Regions from separate parts of the Homo sapiens genome. Here region 2 is linked to region 1. The links are chromatin loops, found by intact Hi-C in ENCODE. Cell type or tissue: OCI-LY7. All regions are shown on one strand. Each heading gives the region's core, and the rest is flanking DNA. Links, peaks and the distances in the headings are about the cores only.

Region 1 (7,426 bases), core at 948-5,947:
ATTGGCTGTCAGTTTGTCATAAATAGCTCTTATTATTTTGAGATACATCCCATCAATACCTAGTTTATTGAGATTTTTTAGCACGAAGGGGTGTTGAATTTTATTGAAGGCCTTTTCTGCATCTATTGAGATAATCATGTGGTTTTTGTCATTGGTTCTGTTTATATGATGGATTACATTTATTGATTTTCGTATGTTGAACCAGCCTTGCATCCCAGGAAAGAAGCCAGTTTGATCATGGTGGATAAGCTTTTTAATGTGCTGCTAGATTCAATTTGCCAGTATTTTATTGAGGATTTTCGCATTGATGTTCATCAGGGATATTGGCCTGAAATTTTCTTTCTTTGTGTGTCTTTGCCAGGTTTTGGTGTCAGGATGATGCTGGCCTCACAAAATGAGTTAGGGAGGAGTCCATCTTTTTCTATTTTTTGGAATAGTTTCAGAAGGAATGATATCAGCTCCTCTTTGTGCCTCTGCTAGAATTCGGCTGTGAATCCATCTGGTCCTGGGCTCTTTTTGGTTGGTAGGCGATTAATTACTGCCTCAATTTCAGAACTTGTTATTGTCCTATTCAGGGATTCGACTTCCTTCTGGTTTAGTCTTGGGAGGGTGTATGTGTCCAGGTATTTGCCCATTTCTTCTAGATTTTCTAGTTTATTTGCATAGAGGTGTTTATAGTATCCTCTGATGCTAGTTGGTATTTCTGTGGGGTCGGTGGTGATATCCACTTTATCGTTTTTTATTGTGTCTATTTGATTCTTCTCTCTTTTCTTCTTTATTAGTCTGGCTAGTGGTCTATCTAATTTGTTAATCTTTTCCAAAAGACAGCTCGTGGATTCATCGATTTTTTGAAGGTTTTTTTGTGTCTCTATATCCTTCAGCTCTGCTCTGATCTTGGTTATTTTTTGTCTTCTGCTAGCTTTTGAATTTGTTTGCTCTTGCTTCGCTAGTTCTTTTAATTGTGATATTAGGGTGTTGATTTTAGATCTTCCCTGCTTTCTCTTATGGGCCTTTAGTGCTGTAAATTTCCCTCTGAACATTGCTTTAGCTGTGTCCCAGAGATTGTGGTACATTGTGTCTTTGTTCTCATTGGTTTCAAATAACTTATTTATTTCTGCCTTATTTTCGTTATTTACCCAGTAAATAAATTCAGGAACAGGTTGTTCAGTTTCCATGTAGTTGTGCATTTTTGAGTGAGTTTCTTAATCCTGAGTTCGAATTTGATTGCACTGTGGTCTGAGAGACTGTTTGTTATGATTTCCCTTCATTTGCATTTGCTGAGGAGTGTTTTACTTCCAATTATGTGGTCAATTTTAGAATAAGTGAGTGCTATGTGGTGCTCAGAAGAATGTATATTCTGTTGATTTGGGATGGAGAGTTCTGTAGATGTCTGTTAGGTCTGCTTGTTCCAGAACTGAGTTCCAGTCCTGAATATCCTTGTTAATTTTCTGTCTCATTGATCAGTCTAATATTGACAGTGGGGTATTAAAGTCTCCCATTATTATTGTGTGGGAGTCTAAGTCTCTTTGTAGTCCAGAAGAACTTGCTTTATGAATCTGGGTGTGCCTGTATTAGGCACATATATATTTAGGATAGTTAACTCTTCTTGTTGAATTAATCCCTTTACCATTATGTAAAGCCCTCTTTGTCTCTTTTGATCTTTCTTGGTTTAAAGTGTGTTTTATCAGAGACTAGGATTGCAACCCCTGCTTTTTTTTTTTTTGCTTTCCATTTGCTTGGTAAATCTTCCTTCATCCTATTATTTTGAGCCTATCTGTGTCTTTGCACGTGAGATGGGTCTCCTGAATACAGCACACCGATGGGTCTTGACTCTTTATCCAATTTGCCAGTATGTGTCTTTTAATTGCGGCATTTAGCCCATTTACATTTAAGGTTAATATTGTTATGTGTGAATTTGATCCTGTCATTATGATGCTAGCTGGTTATTTTGACTGCTAGTTGATGCAGTTTCTTCCTAGCATTGATGGTCTCTACATTTTGGTATGGTTTTGCAGTGGCTGGTACTGGTTTTTCCTTCCCATGTTTAGTGCTTCCTTCAGGAGATCTTGTAAGGCAGGCATGGTGGTGACAAAAATCTCTCAGCATTTGCTTGTCTGTAAAGAAATTTATTTCTCCTTCACTTACGAAGCTTTGTTTGGCTGGATATGAAATTCTGGGTTGAAAATTCTTTTCTTTAAGAATGTTGAATATTGGCCCCTTCTCTCTTCTGAGTTGTAGGGTTTCTGCAGAGAGATCTGCTCTTAGTCTGATGGGCTGCCCTTTGTGGATAACCCAACCTTTCTCTCTGGCTGCTCTTAGCATTTTTTCCTTCATTTCACCCTTGCTGAATCTGACAATTATGTGTCTTGGGGTTTGCTCTTCTCAAGGAGTATCTTGGTGGTGTTCTCTGTATTTCCTGAATTTGAATGTTGGCTTCTCTTGCTAGGTTGGGGAGGTTCTCCTGCATGATATCCTGAAGAGTGTTTTCCAACTTGGTTCCATTTTCCCTGTCATTTTCACATACACCAATCAAACGTAGCTTGGTCTTTTCACATAGTCCCATATTTCCTTGAGGCTTTGCTCATTTCTTTTAATTCTTTTTTCTCTAATCTCGTCTTCATGCTTTATTTCATTAAGTTGATCTTCAATCTCTGATATCCTTTCTTCTGCCTGATGGACTTGTCTGTTGATACTTGTGTATTCTTCATGAAGTTCTCATGCTGTGTTTTTCAGCTCCATTAGGTCATTTATGTTCTTCTCTGAACTGGTTATTCTAGTTAGCAGTTCCTGTAACCTTTTATCAAGGTCTTTAGCTTCCTTGCATTAGGTTAGAACATGCTCCTTTAGCTCAGAGGAGTTATTACCCATCTGCTGAAGCCTACTTCTGTCAGTTGGTCAAACTCATTCTCTGTGCAGTTTTGTTCCCTTTCTGGTGAGGAGTTGTGATCCTCTGGAGGAGAAGAGGTGTTCTGGCTTTTCAGCCTTTTTGCACTGTTTTTTCCTCATCTTCGTCAATTTGTCTACCTTTGATCTTTGATGTTGGTGATCTTCGGATAGGGTTTTTGTGTGGATGTTTTTTTTTGTTGTTGTTGATGCTATTCCTTTCTGTTTGTTAGTTTTCCTCCTAACAGTCAGACCCCTCTGCTGCAGCTCTACTGGAGTTTGCTGGAGGTCCACTCCAGACTCTGTATCACCGGCAGATATCACCAGTGGAGTATCACCAGTGGAGACTACAGAACAGCAAAGATGGATGCCTGTTCCTTGCTCTGGAAGCTTCATCCCAGAGCAGCACCTGCCAGATGCCAGCTGGAGCTCTCCTGTATGAGGTGTCTGTCGATGCCTGCTGGGAGGTTTCTCCAGTCAGGAGGGACAGGGGTCAGGGACCTGCTTGAGGAGGCAGTCTGTCCCTTAGCAGGGCTCGGGCGTTGTGCTGGGAGATATGCTGCTTTCTTCAGAGCCACAGGCAGAACGTTTTGTAAGTCTGCTGAAACTGCGCCCACAGCTGCCCCTTCCCCCAGGTGCTCTGTCCCAGGCAGATGGGGTTTTATCTATAAACCCCTGACTCGGACTGTAGCCTTTTTTTCAGAGATGTCCTGCCCAGAGAGGAAGAATCTAGAGAGGCAGTCTGGCCTCAGTGGCTTTGCTGAGCTGTGGTGGGCTTTGCCCAGTTAGAACTTCCTGGAGGGTTTGTTTACACTATGAGGGGAAAACCGCCTATTCATGCCTCAGTAATGGCGGATGCCCTACCCCCACCAAGCTTCAGTGTCCCTGGTTGACTTCAGACTGTTGTGCTGGCAGCGAGAATTTCAAGCCAGTGGATCTTAGCTTGCTGGTCTCCATGGGGGTGGGATCCCCTGAGCTAAAAACCACTTGGCTCCCTAGCTTCAGCCCCATTTTCAGGGGAATGAACAGTTCTGTCACTCTGGCATTCCAGGCGCCACTAGGGTATGGAAAAAAACTCCTACAGCTAGCTCGGAGTCTGCCCAAAAAGCTGCCCAGTTTTGTGCTTGAAACCCAGGGCCCTGGTGGTGTAGGCACCCGAGGGAATCTCCTGGTCGTGAGTTGTGAAGACCATAGGAAAAGTGTATCTGGGCCAGAATGCACCATTCCTCACAGCACAGTCCCTCTCGGCTTCCCTTGGCTAAGGGAGGGAGTTCCCCAACACTTTGTGCTTCCCTGGTGAGGTGACGCCCCACCCTGCTTCGGCTCACCCTCTGTGGGCTGCACCCGCTGTCTAACCAGTCCCAGTGAGATGAGCCAGGTATCTCAGTTGGAAATGCGGAAATCACCCACCTTCTGCGTTGATCTCGCTGGGAGCTGCAGACCAGAGCGGTTCCTATTTGGCCATCTTGCCAGCCACCCATCATTTAGGTTTTTAAAGTGTTTATTTATTTAAATGCAGTGACCAAGTGCAAAAGGAAGTGGCTACAAAACCTAGGAAACCATTTTTAAAAGTCAGGGGAGAGCTCTGGGTTGATATTGACACCAAAGAATATGCAGGAGGTGGTGTGACAGCCCCACATGCCACCAGCCTCTGTGCAGCCAGAAGCCTAGGACAGGAGGGCAGGTGCACTGCGCTGCTGGCTGGAGTGAGTGTTTACTCCCAAACTGCTTGTTGACTCCAGGAAGCACCCTGCACACTAGTGCTTTAGTGTCTCCCTGTACCAACTTGGCCATTTCTGCCTTCCTCATCTGCTATGCAGGGGTAACATGTGTTTCTCAGACCTATTAGGAAGATTTAAAGTGGCATCACATGTCATGCACCTGACACAGGGTCTTACCTGTTTTATGCAGCTTCTGTCAGCCTGCAGTCCTGGAAGACAAGCGTCTCTCCAAATCCACTGCTCCCAATTATCCGTCCAACAAAAGCAATGCAGGACATCATAGTAACATTGGCCTCACATGGGTGTGCATGGCAGTAATGGAGTCCTCAGAGTTCTCCTCCTGATTCTTGCCCAAGGGGAGCACACTGCAGCAGGGATTGAGCAGGGTGTCCAGAGCCCTGGGTGTTGTTGGCACAGTGCTCCTGTTCTTTTAGTAGGTAATTTCAGGCATGTTGGCTTCCCTTGATTACCTTTTACCTGATATAGTCCTGCTCAAAATGCATCAGTGTCATCTACCATAAGCCAGGCATAATTCCATGGGACAGGATGTGGCCCTCTGCTGTCTTGGAGGACATGGTTGGCTAGGAGTAGAGAGACACAGACCCAGAAACCAACACAAGACAGAGCAAGGTCCATGTTCTGATGGGAGCCCAGGTGCTGTGGGAACAGGGAGGAAGAGCACAGGGTCTGCTGGGAGTGGGGAGACTCACACTGATAACACACACCAGACAGAGTGAGTGCATGTGCTGATGGGAGCCCAGGTGCTATGGGGGCACAGAGAAGGGTATGCTTAAGATGAGAGGGAGAGTTAGGGACCAGTAATTCTTTTGTAGATAGAAAGTCTTTTGGACTTGGTGTAACATTTTGATGCATCAGAGAGAAGCATTCCAGGGCAAGGTGAGGCATATACACCCAGGGATGGGGTTTAGACCATGTGGGACGTACTCAGGGGTGAGTATCTGAGCTGGAGTAAGGGACCTGGGGCAGGCAGATGTTGGGACATAAGAAAGTGGGGTTTAAGGAGGAAGAGTTTGGATCTGCTGGTCCAAAGTGTTTGGGCCAAGCTCAGGAAAAAGGATGGCAGCACCCCACTTTTCTTTATTTACTTTTTCATTCATCTGCTTGTTCCTTCAGCAAACATTTATTCATTATTTGCTATGTGACAAGCACTAACCTGGGTGCTGAGGAAAGAAAGATGAATAAGACAGGGTTTCCTTCCTCAGGGAAATCATAGTCTGGTGGAGAAGATAAATAACAATGGAGTGTGACTCAGATAGCAATTTGCTGCTGCTCCAAGAACAGTTATGCAGGTGATTGGTTATGCTTGGAGATAGAGGATCTAAGACAGGCTTTTAAAAATGTGCCTTTTGAGCTGAATTTGAAGGATAAGTGGAGTAGGAGCTTGCCAGAGGGACCTCAGAAGCCATCCAGGGACAGCTGACAACAGGACAAAGCCCAGAAGTGTCACTGAGAGGAGCACGCTGGGGACACAGTGACGTCTGGTTTGAGTGGATCCTAGGTGGGAAGGGTAACTAGGAAGAAAAGACTGGAGAGATGGGATGGAATAAAGCTGGGGGTTTTTCATCCTAAAAGCACTGTGACAGTGGTGGAGATGTTTAAGCTGGGAGGTTAGGAAGGTAATAGCAGGATGGAGAGAGCTGGAGAGGCCCTGGGAAGATGTGAGGAAGACGTGTTATGAGACCTTTTGTGGTCCAGAGGAAGGATCAGGAGGAAATGAGTAGGGTGGGCTCACTAAGGCTGGCTGGTGATTGAGTGAGAGTGTGGGTAACTCCAATGTTTTGGGCTTGAGAGGCTGGAGCCAATCCCAAGACAGAACAGTCAGGAGAAGTAGATTTCAGGAGGAAGATGATGGGCATATTCTGAATATGCGTGAGATTACCGCAGGACACCTGAGGTGCTTTCCCCCACCCCATCCCCACCTTGACATCCTTCCGAAGCTCTTGATCCCTTCAGTGCTGGCCTGGCCCCTCCACTGTCATCTCTCAACCTGAGCAGCTTGCAGCCCCTTGAACTGCCAGGCTGTGTTCTGCATCTTGCTGTTTCCAAGTGGAACAGCTTTTCCCTTGTCTCAACTTTTGTCTGGCCTGCTGCTGCAGATCCTTCCGGGCTCACTCAGATGGAAGGCTTTGCATAAGGCTTTCCTGGCACTCTTGACCACCACCAGGGAGGGCTCATCCAGATCTGTCTGCAGCCGTGTGCTCATCCCACCTGATTGTGGTGGTGTGTGTTCGTGACACCTCCTCCACTGCTGTGACGCCTGTCCTGCAGGGCAGGTGGCGTCTGTGTCCACTGTGCCTGGCCCAGATGGAAAGTGGGGCGTGAGCAAACATCACAGGAGCAAATCCAGGTGGCATATCCACCAGAGAGCTGAAAACTCCAAAAGACCAAGTGAAAGGCACCAAAGACAAATACAAACACGAGGATCCTGCATCTTCCCCTGCTCTCCTGTCTGCTGGTGAAGCACAGCATGCTCTAGAGACGTGTTCAGTTATGGAGGCCCATGCTGTTGGCTTGGTCTTGTGTGTGGAGAGGAATAGAAAGGGAGAAGGAATGCAGAGGCCCAGGAAGGAAGGCTGTGAAGCTCGGTGGCCCATGTTGGCAGAGGAGGTAGCCTGGCCTGCACACCTGCTTCCCTTCATTTTTCTAAGCTTCTGGGCCAGCTGTGGCCATGTCCCCAAGGAACAGCTCCCCACAGGCTGAGAGCATACCAGTGAGGCAGTTCCATGGATTGGTCTCAGAGGGCTGTGACCCCTAGAAACCGCATGCAAATGTGCATGTGTGTGAGACATGCCTCATTCTGG
Region 2 (7,426 bases), core at 961-5,960, 55 kb after region 1:
ACTCTACAGCTTTCCTAATGAAGGCCCCTTAGTGTTCATTAATAAGGATCACAACAGCCTGCTCCAAAGAGGACACTGGTGATTTTGGCACTAAAAAAATCTGCAGCCATGGGCATGTACATCACCGCAGAGAGGAAGATTCTGCGACCTTCCCTCCACATCCTCCCAAGAAGCAGCCACTGTTGTGCGGCCTGGGATGGGGCTGCCTCCCAGCCCCAACTCTGCATCATCCCAACCCAGGCTCCGGGACCTCATCCTGTGTTGGCAACTCAGACCCTGAGCCACTTCCATGTGGACCAGCCCAGGCCCAAGCCCAGAGCTGCTGTCACTACAAGTGCACCCACACTCCAGAGACTGGCCTGAGGCTGCTCCGGAAATTACCTAGGACATAACATAAAAAGAGAATGTACAGCAACACAGTAGAGTGAATTGCAGAGAATAACCACACAGAGAGCATCTCTGGGAGGTGGCACACCTGAGAGACCTGAGAAATTCTGCGAAATGTGTCAAGGGTAATGAAACACATTAGTCTATGAGATCAAAAAAATGGAAACTTATCCAGGATAAACATCAAGACATGCATCATTATACAGATTGTAGTTAAAATGCAGAATCACATACAAAGTGAAAATCTCAAATGTATCAAGAAAATACTGGTTTCTTATACCAGAGAAACAGTAATAAAACACTTGGTGAACTGTTCATGGGACCAATAGAGGCAGAAGACAGTGAGATTACATATTTACATACTGGGTGGAAGGGACTCACCCAAGGATTCAATATCGAGTGAAGATATGCTTCAAAAATAAAGGTAAAGTAAAAACACTTCTTTATGAACAAAATGAAGAGAAATGATTACTTGCAGATATATTCTATAAGATATTCAAGAGGAAACTTTTCAGAATCACAGGAAATGACAGCAGATGGTAATCTGAATGCACAGAAATAAATGAAGATTTCAGAAACAGTAAAGAAAAGAGGAAGAAGCAAGGAAAAAACAAAAAAGTGTTTCCTTCAATTTATATGAAATTCTAGGCCAGGGGAAACCAAGCTATTGTGATGAGTATCTGAATTCCAGTTACCTTGACTGAAATTGGGGAGCAGCTGTTGCCTGGGAAGGTGCATGAGGGATGAATCTGGAGAATTTGAAATATTCTAGAGATTCATTGGGATGGAGAACATACAGAAAACTTAGTTGCATATTTAACATTTCAGTTGTTTACTGGGCGTGTGTATTACCTCAAGATAAAAAACTGAAAAAGCCAATTCTGGACTCAAACAAATACAAAAAAAGAAAGAAGAATTATCAGTTACTTATGGAATCTCAACCTTAGTAAGGAGAAGTGAAAAGTGCCCCTGGGAAGTGCTAAGAAACAGGAAATCTAAGAGAGGAGACGAAAGGGTCAGGGAATTTATCCTACTCATGCAGCATAGATTTTATCTCTGTTGGTTTCCCTCCAAACAGAGAAGACATTTAAGGAACTTTTCTCACAAGAGAGGCCCCTTCACCCTTCCCTTGACTCTTTCCACTCCACTGCACCCACCAGGTGATTTACATGTTGTCCCTTAGGGAGGACCTTCCCTTGTGAGTCTGAGATAAAAGCTTAGCTCTAACCTTGCCTTGACTGATCGGGACTCCTCAGTTCACCTTCTCACAATGAGGCTCCCTGCTCAGCTCCTGGGGCTGCTAATGCTATGGGTCCCTGGTAAGGATAGAAATAAGATGAGGTGGGAAAATGGGGTGGGAGGGTGAGATCTGGGGGCTCCACAGCTTCCTATATTTATTTCAAACGTGTTAGAGGCACATGGTCTATGCTCCAGGAAAGAGAATTCATATTCTTGCCTTATGAATAACCAGGATTCTCCAAGGAACTATGACCAGTGCTCTGGTTAAGATCTTGAAAATAGAGTTTCGTACTGGCTAGTAAATTGTGCATTCATTTTAGAAAGTCTACTTTTGATGATATAAATCTAAACTTGAAAAAATACGTAACTGTAAATGAATATCATAAGGGAAATCATGAAAGTTGCTCATAGTGTGTCTATATAACCTTACACTTCTTTCATGTTATTTCAGGGTCCAGTGGGGATATTATGATGACCCAAACTCCACTCTCCCTGCTCGTCACCCCTGGATAGCTGGCCTCCATCTCCTTCTGCAGGTCTAGTCACAGCCTTGTATACAGGGGGGAATAAACCTATTTGGTACCTGCAGAAGCCAGGCCAGTCTCTACAGCTCCTGATCTATTTGGTTTTGAACCGGGCCTCTGCAGTCCCAGACAGGCTCAGTGGCAGTGGGTCAGGCACTGATTTCACACTGAAAATCAGCCGGGTGGAGGCTGAAGATGTTGGGGTTTATCACTGCATGCAAGCTCTACAAACTCCTCCCACAGTGGTACAGCCCCCAAAAGAAACCTCCCTCCTGTGGCATCCCAGCTGCTCACATGCACTGCTTGTCTGGGGAGCAGCTCAGCAGGGTCTCTGGGTCTGCAGAACAGGAGGTTCTTGGAGAATTCAGGGCAGAGTTTGCTGCTGAGGACTATGGCCCATGAGAGACTCAGTTGCACCTCAGTCCCACATGTTAAGGCTCCATCAGTTGTCACATGTGGCCACGTGCTCTGGGAACAACCAGCTCTAATGAAGGGAGAGCGAATGAAAACTCATCCTCATCCTCCCTCTCTTGCCCACATTTTTCGAGTCCATTTATTTGGCAGAACAATCAGATCATGGAAGCAGGTTAGTGGTAACTCAAGTGAAATACATGTTAGAAACGACTGGTTTGGGAATAGTTTTACACATGATAACATTTGGTCATGCTGGGAAATTGCTATCTTCCCACTTTCCAAACTTTCTGTCTCCTTCACCACTCACATGAACCTGCCCTCCCTAGTATTATGATGGAGAAAGCATTGTACACCAGCTGTCAGGGAAGTATGGCTCAGAATAAATAGATAACCTATTTGATTTTTTTTCCACTTACGGATTTTTAAAATCCATGTCAAATGTAAGATAATAATACCAAAATAGTTTGACATGCCTCAGTTACCTTTTGCTGACAGAAAAATGGAGGTCTTGCAATTCCAAAAGTGGACTTTGAAAATAAACAACACAATTCAGATGTAAAACATAAAGTTTATGTGATGTACCACAGGAAAAATGTAGAATTACATGCGATTTTTATTTCCTTCTCAAATTCTTAGAATTTTAAAATTATTTTACAGACATAGTATTTTAGAGAAGAAATATTTAGTTCTATGCTGTCATAAGAAAATGATTTAAAAAATGAAAAAATGCATTATTTTTACATGACACTATTTTTTCCTGAAAATGTATTTGAATCGTCTCTTTTAATAGATTTCATTGACAATAGTGCACTAAATTTATCTGCTTTTTTAATTTGAGGGCTGCAGTGTGATAAATATCTATATACATTTTGCCATGCAACTTTAAAACCTAACAGAAATGCTTTCTGTTACAAAAGCAATAGTGCTTTCTCCACCATAATGCTAGAGCGGGCAGTTTCATGTGAGTGGTAAATGAGAGAGAAAGTTTCCAAACTAGGAAGATGGCAATTTCCCAATATGACCAAGTGCTAACATGTAGAAAACTATTTCCAAACGAGTCATTTCTAACATGTATTTCACTTGTGTTGCCACTAGTCTGCATCCATGATCCGATTTTTCTGCCAAATCCATTTGTATGACTCCGAGTAATGAGTGATGTCTGTTACCTGTGATAATACGGTGCAGAGACACATAAGACTGATTGAATTAATAGAACAAGATCCCGATGCAGGCTAAGGGCTTAAATTATACTTGAGATGATTTATTTTAAGATAATGGATTCGGCCGGGCGCGGTGGCTCACGCCTGTAATCCCAGCACTTTGGGAGGCCGAGGCGGGTGGATCATGAGGTCAGGAGATCGAGACCATCCTGGCTAACAAGGTGAAACCCCGTCCCTACTAAAAATACAAAAAATTAGCCGGGCGCAGTGGCGGGCGCCTGTAGTCCCAGCTACTCAGGAGGCTGAGGCAGGAGAATGGCGTGAACCCGGGAAGCGGAGCTTGCAGTGAGCCGAGATTGCACCACTGCAGTCCGCAGTCCGGCCTGGGCGACAGAGCGAGACTCCGTCTCAAAAAAAAAAAAAAAAAAAGATAATGGATTCCGTAGTAAGTACAATTAAAATTCCAATGTGTCATTTCTGTTATGTTTAAAAGTTGCATGGCAAAATGTATATAGATATTTATCAGGTCATAGCCCAGGTGGCATCTGCAAACCCGGAAGAAGGTCTTTACCAGAAAGCGAACCCTGCTGGACATTGATCTGGGCACCAAAAATGTGAAACATGAAAATTAAATTCTGTGGTTTATGTCATCCAGATCAGTGTTTTTGGTGTGGCAGCGCAAGCTGACTATCCACCTTCCCCACCCTCTGTGAGCAGGAGCAGCCTTAGGAGGCCCTCATGGAGGCGGGGACCCAGCTTTGCTCCTCTTCCTCCTGCTTTTCCAACTCTCTGGTGAGGAGGGAGAACTCAGGCTTCATCTGCAGTTCCTGTGCATTAAACATGAATGTTTCCTTCAGGATGAAGTTTTTAGCCCATTTTGCTTTCTCATCAGAATTTAATCGGACATGAAAGTTAAGGATTATGAAATGGGCAGATCATCCTGTATTGACCAGATGGGCCCTGGTCCAGGTGGGTCAATAAAAAGGCTTTGTTAAAATGTCTGCCTATCTCTATCTTATAAGGACATCACGATTGTCCTTATAAGATAGATAGGCAGACATTTAACAAAGACTGCAGAAGAGAAGGTGATTTGAAGACAGAGACAGAGATTGAAGTGACGTGGACACAGAATGCTCAGGAAGGAAAGAGAATCATTGCTTCCCTTTCTGCAGTTTGTTGGTAGGTGAGGTGGGCCCTGCAGAAAGATTAGCAAGCACAGAGGAAAAACTCACCACTTATTCCCACAGCTGTGTATATAGTTTTATAGGATTTCTAAACATTTTTTCCAAGGAAAAGTAAAGAACAATAACTCAAATATTTGGAAACAGGGTCAGCTTAGACAGGTCTAGAACACGGTCTGAAGGTACAACATATGAACAACCCTGTTTCTTCCAGTGCCGGAGAGATGAATTCTCAGAAGCAGAAGATACACATTCATGAAGCCTTCATTCCCTGAGCTGTCTGTGTTCCAGAATATTTATCTGTGAATATATTCTCCAGTGAGTGACAATTTACAGTTAGTGAGATAATGCAGACAGCTTCAACCCCCGGTGCCTTGCAGCCAGGAATCCAGTCACAGGACCTGCAGCTTCACGAAGGGATGCTCAGTGGGTGGCTTGCATGCAAAGATAAACTCTCCCCTTTAACAAAAAGAACCTTCATTGTGCCCCAAGTGGGGAACAGGCCTCTGTGTTACTCAACCTCATCCATGGTAGTGTTGGTTTGGAAAATATGGACTAATGCCGTCTGTAGAACAAAGTCTACAGAATTAGAAACAGTGACATAGAAATGAGCTAAAGATGGCCTGTGGGTCCTGGCCCCCATGTTGTTTATTTCAAAACTGTGTTTACTTCTTTTTTTTTTGAGACGGAGTCTCACTCTGTCAACCAGGCTGGAGTGCAATGGCGTGATCTTGGCTCAATGCAACCTCCGCCTCACGGGTTCAAGCAATTCTCCTGCCTCAGCCTCCCGAGTAGCTGGGACTACAGGCACGTGCCACCATGCCAAGCTAATTTTTGTATTTTTAGTAGAGACGCGGTTTCACCATGTTGGTCAGGCTGGTCTCCAACTCCTGACCTTGTGATCCGCACACCTTGGCCTCCCAAAGTGCTGGGATTACAGGCGTGAGCCACCGGGCCCGGCCAAAACTGTGTTTACTTCCTAATGGCCTGTTCCAAACTCAAATTTTACAATGCAATTATTTTAACAACAGCCCAAAGAAGAATACTTTTAGCCTTTTAGAAAATACTTACTTTGCATGTCCAGAAAATTTCAACCACATCTACTCGCAGTAAGATAAACCCCAGTTATGAAAACCTTAAACCAGAAACTCCCCACTGTGCTGCTGTGAGGCGTCCCCTAGACACACAGCCCCTTGTCCAGTGTCCCATCGTTTCGAGAAGCAAGCCTGGCAGCTTATTCTCTGCACAGATTCCTGCTGGGAGGGGCTTCTCTCTGCAAACCTGACAAAACGTCACCCAATAAAGTCATGTGTGCGACTGCCCCCCTGTGGCCATCTCTTTTTCCTTGATGAGCCCGCAAGTCATTCCAATCCCGTACAAATCGGATCACAGTGTCCACCCCAAACACTGACTCCAGGGTCATGAACACAAACAGTTCCACTTCTAAGACTCTTGCCAAGTCTTACGAATAATGCAGTTGCTCCCAGTTTTATGGACCCCAAACTAACCGCATCAGGAAAAGGAGACACAGCCATAATAAACCCCACCTGTATAAGTCCTCCCTCATTCAGGTGACCATGGTTCATGTTAGAGACACTCAGAGGCAGAGGCCTGCCGCACACCTAGATCCGAATGGAGGTGGTTGTGACACCTTCTGATCTGTGTCCACTGTGGAGTGACCAGCTTTGTCTGCTGTTGTGAAAGCCTTGGCATAATGTGTCAACAGATAAGAAAGGGAGGTTTCTAATCAGAATTAGTAATATTATCCTTTAAGTCTATAGGTAATAAAGAGTAATTTCAAAGCTCTTTTCTGACTAAAAAAGATTTCTACAAAATTTCACAATTTATATTTATGTACAGCAACAGATCATGAGATTTTTAAAAATCACAATGGTAACCTTCTTAACGATGTATTACTAAGTTTCATAGGAAATAGCAAGACTATCTTAAATTCAAGCTTCTTAAGGAATACTTTGCAAAAACAACATTTTCAAGAATTGACCTTTAGTAAAAGAAAACCTGACAAATTTTTTTATTGTTAGTCACTTCCCTGCAATTCAAGTTTGTTTTTAATTATAGATAGAACTGATTCCTCATTTAATACCCTTTCAGAATAATTATTTAAAACTTACAATATGATGCACCATCTCGTTCTACTTTAGTTAGGCTGATTGTGTTTTCTTTTTCTTTTCCTTCAGCCTCTGATGTTTCTATTGTTCACTAGTATGATTATTTAGGAGTCTCACTTTTTGAAGAATAAGAAGCAGGTTTGAATTGGTTAATAACATAAGAAAAAGTCAAGTGCACAAAAGTTACGAAATTTAATGAGAAAAGAGTAAATAAAATTGACATAGTTTTCTACAGTTTACTGTGAGCCTTTAATCAAATTTCTTAAGCACAATTTGATCTCCTTAACCCCCATTATTGCAATGGTGTTAAACATTGAAAGGTCTATAATATTATTTTTATTCAATTATCTTTTCCAATCTTGGAAAAAAGGTTATTTTGGTAGATTTCTCAG

What was found. Hi-C counts contacts between places; a loop is a spot of excess contacts. Peaks named below come from ENCODE experiments on the same cell type or tissue, not always from the same donor. Only the 100,000 strongest peaks of a DNase experiment are listed, where the experiment ranks them.
Region 2: it touches region 1 in a loop (1.9-fold over the local background); 6 of 110 quality-filtered maps call a loop at or near these places.

The regions. Positions count from the first base shown.
Region 1 is chr22:16,971,646-16,979,071 of GRCh38, reverse strand. All of the region lies in intron 3 of GAB4 (GRB2 associated binding protein family member 4), which reads left to right. Among named protein-coding and RNA genes, the nearest start is that of GAB4, 33 kb to the left of the region's middle. In OCI-LY7, for the core only: no CTCF peak of the experiment used is centred there; a DNase peak (open chromatin) is centred at 3,691; H3K4me3 peaks cover 786 bases.
Region 2 is chr22:16,916,405-16,923,830 of GRCh38, reverse strand. It overlaps the pseudogene IGKV2OR22-3. Among named protein-coding and RNA genes, the nearest start is that of GAB4, 88 kb to the left of the region's middle. RefSeq lists a silencer at 6,124-6,173. In OCI-LY7, for the core only: a CTCF peak has its summit at 3,628; DNase peaks (open chromatin) are centred at 1,560 and 2,400; H3K4me3 peaks cover 1,937 bases; H3K27ac peaks cover 1,808 bases.